Regions from separate parts of the Homo sapiens genome. Here all the other regions are linked to region 2. Evidence: chromatin contacts called from ENCODE Hi-C or POLR2A ChIA-PET data. All regions are on one chromosome and are shown on one strand. The core of a region is the stretch at or near the end of the contact, and the rest is flanking DNA. Distances in the headings are between cores, read along the strand shown.

Region 1 (3,386 bases), core at 355-2,854, 37 kb before region 2:
AAAGTGCTTTGAAAGGCATGAAAAGCCCCTGCAAATGGGAGGAAGAAGAGAGTCATTTCTGTCATAGCTCCTCACCAACTGAGTGATGCCCCTTGGCTTCCAGGCAGAAATGAATCCGAGGGCCCAGGGCCCAGTCAGGAGAACAACCCCACTGACTCTTCATCCAGGACCCCACTCCAGCATGGAGGCTGGGAGGCAGGGGCAGGGGAGAGGGTGTGGGAACGACAAGCATGGCCCTGGTGCTGCGCTCTAGGTTCCACCCCCGCTGCTCTTCCCCTTCCTTAGTAGGTAAGTGGCTAGAGCATGGATGCTGGAGCCAAGAGCCTGGGTTAGAATTTAGGCTTTGCCCCTTCTTATCTGCGTGGCCTTAAGCAGGTCCCCTAATCTCCCTGTGCCTCAATTTCCTGATGTGTAATGAGGTGCACTTGCCTCACAGAGTTGTCACAAAGATTAAATGATTTAACATACACAAAGGGCTTAGAGCAGCACCCCACACATAAGAAGCACAATTACGTGTTAGCCGTTAATACCATCTGAGGCTTCTCCTTGGTGTTGAGTCCTCCAGGAAGCTTTCCTGACCCCACAGGCTGGGTTACACTCCACTTTGCTCCCACAGGCTACTGTGCTTCCCTCTAGCAATCCCCTTATCTTCCTGTAGTTAAGTCCTATTCTTGAGCCCACTTCACAGAAAAGGAAACTGAAACTCATAGAAATTAGATGACTTGTCTCTTTGCCCTGATCATCCATCCTTGGCTCAAACATCTCCAATTAGAGGAAAATCCCCCCCTTCCAACCACCGCATGTATCCTGGGCAGGCGGTACCATCTGAGCTGAGTTTTGCAGGGTAAGAGTTAACCAGGAGAAAGTGGGGCCTGAGATAGGAGGTATTTCCAGCAGACGCCAAGCAGGATAAAGCAGCCAAGGTGAGAAACTCCCAGTGTGTGAGGTACCTCTAGCAGTTAGGTGGTGCTGGAGCACAAAGTGAGGTAGGGTGCCAGGAGGGGACAAAGATGGAGAGGTGGGCTCTACCACATCACCACGGCCTGGGATGCCAGGCCAGGAGGCTCAGACATGAAGCTGCAGCCACAGGGAGGCCAGCAGACCGTTTTCAGCATCACATGGAAATGGCCAGATTTCCCTTGAGGGCCCTCAGTGAGCAATAAGCACTGTGCAAAGCTTACTATTATGGCTAATAATGGTTTATCACTCTGCACCATAATTGCCATTTACATGTCCATCTTCCACTAATTCATAAAGCCCACTAGGGCAGGTTGTGTGGGTCTCGCTCATCCCTGTGTCCATATGCTTGACACAGAGCAGACACTCAAAAGATGTTCTGTCAAATTATTAATAATTACTTAACAAGAAAAGGTAGCACATGATGCCAACTGTTGTGAGTTGTTTTGCAGAGAAAAAACTCTGGAGTCAGGCAGCCCTCAGTCCAAACACTGAAGCCCCAGTCTCACCGCGGAACGACCTTGGCAAGTCGCATTCCATCTCTGAGTCTCAGCTTCCTCCTCCTCCAAGTGAGTTTAATAATTCCTTCCTCTTGGGGTCAGGGTGGAGCTCCCAGCACAGTGCTTGACACACAAGTAGGTGACTAATACCAACTCAACAAATAGCAACTAAAAGAATGATATGAAGATATCTGGGCCGGGCATGATGGCTCATGCCTGTAATCCCAGCACTTTCGGAGGCTGAAGCAGGCAGATAGCTTGAGCTCGGGAGTTTAAGACCAGCCTGGGCAACATGGCAAAACCCCGTCTATTAAACAAACAAAAAAAAAGTAGCCAGGTGTGGTGGCTTATGCTTGTAGTCCCAGCTACTTGAGAGGCTGAAGTGGGGGGATCACATGAGACTGGGAGGTGGAGGTTACAGTGAGCAGAGATTGCACCACTGCACTCAAGCCTGGGCGACAGAGGGAGACCCTGTCTCAAAAAAAAAAAAAAAATCTCTCTGCACAAAGTTGCAAAACCACTGCCTATTTCAGACATTGGCAAACAGGAGAGAGAGTGTAAAGGGGCAGAATTTTGAATCTGAGAAATATAGATTTGAATCCTGGTGCTGTTCTTTCCTAGCTATGCAACCTTAGCGAAGTAAATGAACCTCTCTGGTTTCCTAATGTGTTCATTCCGGGCATTATCAATAATACCAATCTCAAAGAGTTACTGCATGGACTAAAGGAGATAACGGATGTGAAAGTGCTTTGTATACAAATGTGGGCGATTATTATTATCATGACAGTTCATAAAACCCGGGTGGAGATTTTTGTTACAAACAAGTTCTCTCCCATCCCACCAGCAGTCCAGGGGCTGGCCCAGTGCTTTGTTCCCAGGAAGGGCATAGCTGGAGGGGCCGGCTGGGTTGGGGCAGAGGCCAGGGCGGGCTCCTCACTCCCACCATCTGCACTGCGGGGTCAGCCCATCTGTCCAGCAGTGGGCACACATGTGGCCTCATCTGAGGGTATGAGGTCGTCGGGGTCAAGCAGGAGAAAATTGGGGGCAGATGAGGGGAAGGTTCCAGCTTATTTTTAGAAAAGGGGGAAAGAGAGGAAGACAGGAAGGGCCTTGTTCGTCAGTATTTCCACCATGTGGATGGCAGGCGGGAGGGTGGGCAGGCAGCCAGGCCAAGGCTAGAGACAAAGATGTGTCCACTTCTGCAGCTGCTGCCACAACCACCACAGGATGGCCATCCCCGCCCACCCCACCAGCCTAGGACTGGTCCCAAGCCTGCACCCTGCCCCTTGGGGGACCCCTCTCCTCCCAGAACAAATTGAATTAGAATGGTAAATCAGATTGAATTTTTAAATTAATTGATTTATTTTTAAATTAATTTTAAAGCATCATAAAGAACCAAGATTACAAATTCCATCCTTCAAACATGCATTAAGCACCTATTCCGTGCTATTTCTGTGTCAGGCACTGGGAATGAAATTAATAAATTTAAGAAGGTCCAGTTGGTGGAAGAGCCCCTAATTCCAGTAGCAAAGAAGGATTGGAAGTTCCGTGAAAGTACAGACTATGTCTGTCTTGCTCACAGCTGTATTTCCAGCGCCTAGCACATAGGCAGCACTCAATAAGCACCTACAGAATCAGTTGCAACTATCCAACCCAAGGCAGGCTGAGGGGTTATATAAAGACACAGACACAGAGCAAAAGGGACCTGCAGAGACTGCCAATACCAGCTGTGTGATCTAGGAAGGCTCCCAGAAGAGTTGGCAATTGTGAGCTTTGAAGGCTGGAGGAGGTAATGGAGAGTGTACAGTATAAGCATAATGTAGGAGGTGGGGAAGTTTAAACCATGCATGAGACATGCAAGTGGGAGAAGAAGACCCAGGGCAGGAAAGAATGGGTTTGGGAACTGTGTCCCCCTTTGTACATTCAACC
Region 2 (3,120 bases), core at 257-2,756:
GGGCCTGCTAGGGCATGCTAGGGAAGCCAGAGGCCCTTGGGAGCAATGAGGAGCCCGATGCTGAAGGACAGCAGCGTGAGTCAGCATTTCAGAAAGATCCCTTCAGTGTCCGAAGCAGGACCAGAAGCTTGGCCCAGGGCAGTGCCAGGAGGGAGGGCAAGAAGTGAGTGGATTTAAGAGACACTGAGGAGATACAAGACTCCTCAAAGAGCATTTATTTCCTGGAGATGAAGACAGAGTGGACACGAAGCAAGCTGACACTCAGGGACTGTAGCTGTGGGATTTTGAACAGAGGAGCATGCTCAGAACAGGGGGCTTCCTAAGGACTTCTCCCCACAGCCAGCCACTGCCCCTCCTACAAGGAGTCCTGCACCACACCCCATTCCATCCCCGTGTGGAGGGCAAAGGCCTCAGACCCACAGGAGGAGGCCCATAGAGCAAGGTGGAGAAGAAAGCCCAGCTCCCCTCGAGGGGGGTGCCAGGGTGGCCCAGTCAGCGGGCAGTGGACCAACTTCTCCTCCAACTCTATCTCCATCTGGCTACCTGCCTAGGGCTGCCCTCAGCCTCTTCCTGTGTGCCTTGGAGCCAGCCCCTCGCTGCTCTGACCCTCAGTCTCCTCTTGTGTAAAGGGAAGGTAACAATTCTTAGCAAGTGAGGCTGCTGTGATCATTCAGTGAAGTGGCTGGCAGCTGCCATGCCCAGAGGGGATGCTCAAAGGGCGTCAGTTCCTTTCTCTCAGTAAATGATTCCTTTTATGTGTGATGTGTCCTTTCCAATTTACAAACCCTCTTCATTTACCTGCACACAACCCCGTGAGATGAATATTAGCCTCACCCCGGTGGACCGCCTGGGCGGGCAAACGCTCTCTCACGCTGGCGGGCAGGATTTGAACCCGGGTTCCTAGGGCTCTGCAGGCCGCCACTGTCCCCGTCCTCTCTCTGTCTCCGGCTTCTCCCGCCTGGCCTGCCGCGGCCCGCCGCCCCCTCCTTCCTCCCCTCTTCCGCCCGCCCCCTGCCCCCTGCCTCCTCCCTCCGCCTTCTCCCACCCCCTGCCCCTCGCGACTTCCCCCTCCCCCCCGATCCTCCGGCGCCGCCCCCTCCTCCTCCTTGTCCTCGCAGCCCAAATACGCGACACCTGGAGCAATAGCAGCCGCCCGGCGGCCTGGGCCTCATTACAGGCCGGCCCTTATCGCGGCGTGCATCACATTATTTCATTTCAAAGAATCCGCAGAGAAACCCGTCCCGGCCGACAACAGAAAGTAAAAACACAGCTGACTCCCATTAGGGCCCTCTCACAGGCTCCGCGTGAGGTAATGAAATATGGAAGCGGTGAGATATGTAATGCTTTATTAAGCGGTCTCAGCTACAACGGCGTGCATGCCAATTACGCCTGCAGGCTACCGCCCGCCCCCGGCTGCCGGACCACCCAGCGCGCCTCCCCCCGAGTCCCGGACGGGGAGAGGAGGAGCCAGGGGAGGAGGCGGGAGGAAGGGAAGGATGGGGAGGACAATGGGGGAAGAAGAGGGAGGATGGAGGAAGGGGGTGTGAGGGAAGGAGGAGAGAGGAAGAGGAGACAGCGGAGGTGACCAGTGCCAGCTGTGGGTCACAGCCTCATGTGGCCTGAAAGCCAGGCCTATTCTCTCCCCGAGGCCAATAGGCCCCTGGGAATCTCAGAGCTGGAGGACGCCTAGATTCCTGGAAGACCAGAAACGGAATCGCCAAAAATAAGGCTCAGAGAGGGAAGGACACTTACTGAAGTCACACAGATGAATCCTGAACAAGTTTGGAGGGAAATCAGGCCTCCTGTTTCTTAAACTAGATAGCTTCCATTCTATCAGACTACCTCTTCTTTTTCCCCTAATAATGTCTAAATGACAAAGTCCCGGACTTGTGTGGATGAGAGACGTGTTCATTTTTTACATCTGCCCTTCTGATGCCCTGAAATCCTCTGTGCTCCACCCTCCCCACACCCCCACCAACACATACACACTCTAACTGATCCTACATGTTTGCCGGAGAACACCTCATTTATTCAGTAATAAGAACTGAACAGCTACTGTGGCCAGGTGCTGAAGAAACAAAAATGAAACATTCATGCTGTCTGCCCTGGAAGAGCTCACAGTCTGGCAGGTGAAAATAACACCTAAACCAATAAGAGAGAGTGTACGGCCTTAGTGGAGTACCTGTCGCATAAAGAGAATCAGGCAGATCTTCCCATAAGGTCAGGGAAGCCCCAGGACATGTGATGTTGGTACAGTCTTGTGAGGTGAATAGGAGTTAGGAGAATAGGAGGAGAAAGCCCTGAGAAACCTGCCTATGAAAACTTTGGAGCACTGAGTATCCACAACTCATTCAAGGAATGACTAATATTTTTAGGAGGAAGGAATAGGACCAATGTTAGCTAAAGTGTAGAGATGGAGAGCACCAGAGGTTTTGTTAAAGTAAATTATTTAAATCAGTGAAAGGCAGGGTACTCATTCGTTTCTTGATAATTGTTTTCCTTTTAACCTTGCTCCCAATAGAATTTCTGCAAGCTATTCATACTATTTTAGAGTAGAAAGGTTCAGACCTCTGTTTTCATCATACAGGTGACATTACCCCCATTTTACAGATGAGGCTCTGAGAAGTAATTTGTATCACACAGAAAAAAAAAATGGGACTTTCATTTATTGTGAACTTAGTATGTGCCAGGTACTCTACTAAGGATTTTATATACATTTATTATCTCATTTGATCTTCAAAAAAAAAAACAAAAAACAAAATCCTGTGAGAACGTTTCCTAAAACTAACTTCTTTCACTCTTTATGTCTTCGGACAGGCTGTTCCTCCTGCCTTACAAGTCTTCCTTTTCCTTTACCTGGTGCACTATTTAGGCTTCTGGCTAAATAATGGGCTTCAGACAAAAGAGCCAACAATACAGTAGTTCAGATAGGGTAGAAGTTTATGCACTTCTCATGTAATGGCTTGAAGATAGGCATGTGGCCCAAGGTGAATGGGACAGATGTGCTCACCAAGCTCATCTGGGGGCTCAGGTTCGTTCTATTTTGTTGTCCCACCATCTCCTTATGGCCAAAACTTGTTCACTCACATCATGGCCACATTCCAGCCATGGGAAGTGGTG
Region 3 (3,244 bases), core at 218-2,717, 55 kb before region 2:
CTGAAGTTTGTAATAGACAGAACTCTCCTCTAACAGGGGCAGACAGGGCATCAGGGAAGCTCCCTACCACCTCCTTTTCACCCTGGAAGAAATTATGCTTAAGGGAGACCTGAATGGTGTAAGAGAGGAGTCAGGCAGCAGAAGAAGTCGGGAAGAAATCCAGAGAATGCAGAGAAGGGCTGAGTGGCTGGAGACGGTGAGGAAGGAGGGATGATGGTGAGGGTGGAACTAGACATAGCTTTGGTTGTGGGAAGCTGAGGAAAGTCTCATGTGGCACCTTCTGCGTCTCTGTGAGTAGGGAACAAGGTGTCTTCTGGGTAAGAGGATAGGATGGAAAGGGTGGGTGAAGATCTGAGAAGAGAGAAGAGAATTTGTGTACTTCAACAGAAAGGCTGCAGACTGTGATTGGGTCCTAGCTGAAGTTGGTAACCATGATGTAGAGTAATCCATGATCCTACTCTCTCCCAGACCCCATGCTGAGCACTGGAGCTCATGTGGAAAGGAATTCTCTGAAGACTCCTCTCTATTTGCTTATTTTCATTTATTGGAGCAAGAATGGATGCCTGGCCCCTTCAGAAGCCCAAAGCAGTTAAACAGTCCATTATGTGCAGTTGTACAGGTTGTTCATTGTTCAAGACACCCTGCCAAGAGGGAAATGGTGGCTGAAAAATTCATTTCTTGTTTTGCTCTCCAAGCTATGTGCATTGCCACAGGGCTGTGTCCTTTGCCGGGGGGTGGTGGGGGGCGAAAAGGGCTCCTCTTTTCAATTTTTCCAAAGATACCATCCCCTCTGCAGCAGCCTCACTATGAGCATGCTGGGCAATGCCTGCACAGGGGCATCTTTTCCTAATTCTCACAACATGTGCAGGCACCACAGGTTCTGAGTGAGTCAGGAAAGCTAGAGATGCACTTTCTTTTCAACAGTTCTAAGAAATGAGAAGGTTAGATATCAAGGCATCTCAGCACCTCCTCCAAGAGGGAGGTGTGAGCATAAGCTACAGGCTTTTTGTAGAAAGAAAGCTCTTTGATACCCAGCATGAGGGTCAAAGAAATATGAGCCAGAGAAATATTGCAGTTTAGAGTCCCTCACTGTGAAAACTGAGAGGGAACTCCGGGCCATCTTATTTCATCCCCTCTCTTTTAGATGAGACAGCAGAGGACCAGAGAAGTCACATGGCTTCCCTGAATCACACTGCAGTGTTCAGGACAGTGGCAGGGCTCTCTCTCCGCTGCTGCCTCTGCCAGGCCCATCCCAGGAAGTCCTCATGTGAGCCCCTGAGAGCAGGAGTCAAGCAAGCCTGTCCCTTTCAGGACTCCCAACACACACACACACACACACACACACACACACACCCGCAATTCTGGTGCCCTGGTGGCTGCCTTCAGCGCGGACAAGGGCCAGGCTCTATGTTCACCAGACTGTAAAACTTGGAGCCGCTGAGCAGGCTCCGGAATCTTTCCACACCACCCCTCCCAAGGGATTTCCCAAGGGATTTCAATTTCACTTTGCTTTTATCTAAATATATCCCTGCGCCTTATCTCACAGGAAACAGAGTAGCACCTCTCCCAGGAGACTGAGCAGCCCAGGGGCCATGCAGAGCTTCCCAGGCCAATACTGCTGGGCAGTGGTGGTCTCAGGGGATGGGAAAGACAGAGGAGACAGCCTCAGGCTTCTCACAGGCACCCAGCTACCCCCATCACCACCACCACCTTTCCCCAACATGGACCCAGACCCATTCTCATCCAGGGAAGGACTAATTAGGAAGGGACGCACCAGCTTAACTGGAGACCTGTAAATTTCACAGATGGGTTTTTTGTTATTGTTATTATTACTGTTGCTGATGTTTTTAAGCAATGAGTTTGTTTATTTTTTTCCATCATAGGGATGTTTCTCCATTTTCTTTATCTCTTTGTCTCTGTGTTTCAGAGTGTCTTGGAAACTGGAAGAAAGAGACCACTGCCAGTCAGGGTCACCCAACTCTGAGCAGACAAGGGCTGCCAATATACAGGTGCTTGGGGGGTAAGACCAGAATGCCATATTTGTGACTTAGTCTTTTTAACCTTTTATTGTAAAATAACAGAAAACCATACAAAGCAAACATATCATTTAATGAATCACTCTAAGGTGAATACCTTTGTAACCATTCCCAAGGTAAGAAATAAAGCTGTGTCCGTCACCATAGAAGCCCCTCCAGGTGCCTCCTCTCTCTTCTCCAAAAGTAACCACAAATTCTAACTTTTTTTTTTTTTTTAAACGGAGTCTCACTCTGTCACCCAGGCTGGAGTGCAGTGGCATATTCTCTGCTCACTGCAAGCTCCGCCTCCTGAGTTCACGCCATTCTCCTGCCTCAGCCTCCCAAGCAGCTGGGACTACAGGTGCCCACCACCACGGCTGGCCAATTTTTTAGTAGAGACAGGGTTTCACCGTGTTAGCCAGGCTGGTCTTGATCTCCTGACCTTGTGATCCACCCGCCTCGGCCGCCCAAAGTGCTGGGATTACAGGTATGAACCACCGTGCCAATTCTAACTTTTGTAATTACTATTTTCTTGCTTTTCCTTATAATTTGATCACCTAAATGTACATCCCTAGACACTATCATTCAGTCATGTTCATTTCCTATATTTGATGTCTTTTAGGTCTCTTGTAATCCCCAGCCTTCCACTGCCATCCCTTGCTCTACCTGACAGTTTATCCATGGAAGTACCCTGGCTCTTTGACCTAAAGAGTTTCCAGGCCGGGTGCGGTGGCTCACACCTGTAATCCCAGTACTTTGGGTGGCTGAGGCGGGGGGATCACGAGGTCAGGAGATCGAGACCATCCTAGCTAACACGGTGAAACCCCGTCTCTACTAAAAATACAAAAAATTAGCCGGGCGTGGTGGTGGGCGCCTGTAGTCCCAGCTACTCGGGAGGCTGAGGCAGGAGAATGGCGTGAACCCGGGAGGCGGAGCTTGCAGAGAGCCGAGATCGCGCCACTGCACTCCAGCCTGGGTGACAGAGTGAGACTCTGTCTCAAAAAAAAAAAAAAAAAAAAAAAAAGAGTTTCCATAGTCTGGATTTTGCTGCTAGCCGATTCATGATGCCATTCACCATGTGCTTCTGTCCTGTTTTTCCTTCAAATTGGCAGCTGGATCCAGAGAGTAGATCACACTTAGGCTCAAACCCCTTTGGCAAGATGATCGGTGGAGTTGTGCGCTTTCATCGGGAACACACAAGGTCTGGCTGTGTCTCTTTCTGAGATTGT

What was found. Hi-C counts contacts between places; a loop is a spot of excess contacts on that map. ChIA-PET counts read pairs that join two places held with the same protein, here RNA polymerase II (POLR2A). Pooled maps may share reads with other maps.
Region 1: a loop to region 2 is called in a map of endothelial cell of umbilical vein, with 3 times the contacts of the local background. The contact joins two enhancer-like sites. A Hi-C loop is called at or near these places in 7 of 168 maps with a recorded cell type or tissue (aorta, ascending aorta, endothelial cell of umbilical vein and 3 more) and 6 of 50 pooled maps. POLR2A ChIA-PET finds 5 or more read pairs at or near these places in 3 of 52 experiments (MCF 10A, OCI-LY7 and T-cell).
Region 3: a loop to region 2 is called in a map of heart left ventricle, with 4 times the contacts of the local background. The contact joins two enhancer-like sites. A Hi-C loop is called at or near these places in 8 of 168 maps with a recorded cell type or tissue (Right ventricle myocardium inferior, aorta, ascending aorta and 4 more) and 5 of 50 pooled maps. POLR2A ChIA-PET finds 5 or more read pairs at or near these places in 3 of 52 experiments (H1, MCF 10A and OCI-LY7).

Annotation. Positions count from the first base shown.
Region 1 is chr1:47,568,194-47,571,579 of GRCh38, reverse strand. No RefSeq gene overlaps it. Among named protein-coding and RNA genes, the nearest start is that of LINC01738, 120 kb to the left of the region's middle. Within about 2 kb of position 1,604, at least 4 of the 41 ENCODE cell types and tissues checked have a DNase peak (open chromatin) inside an H3K27ac peak, as active enhancers do.
Region 2 is chr1:47,531,562-47,534,681 of GRCh38, reverse strand. No RefSeq gene overlaps it. Among named protein-coding and RNA genes, the nearest start is that of FOXD2, 95 kb to the right of the region's middle. Within about 2 kb of position 1,506, at least 7 of the 41 ENCODE cell types and tissues checked have a DNase peak (open chromatin) inside an H3K27ac peak, as active enhancers do.
Region 3 is chr1:47,586,519-47,589,762 of GRCh38, reverse strand. No RefSeq gene overlaps it. Among named protein-coding and RNA genes, the nearest start is that of LINC01738, 100 kb to the left of the region's middle. Within about 2 kb of position 1,467, at least 3 of the 41 ENCODE cell types and tissues checked have a DNase peak (open chromatin) inside an H3K27ac peak, as active enhancers do.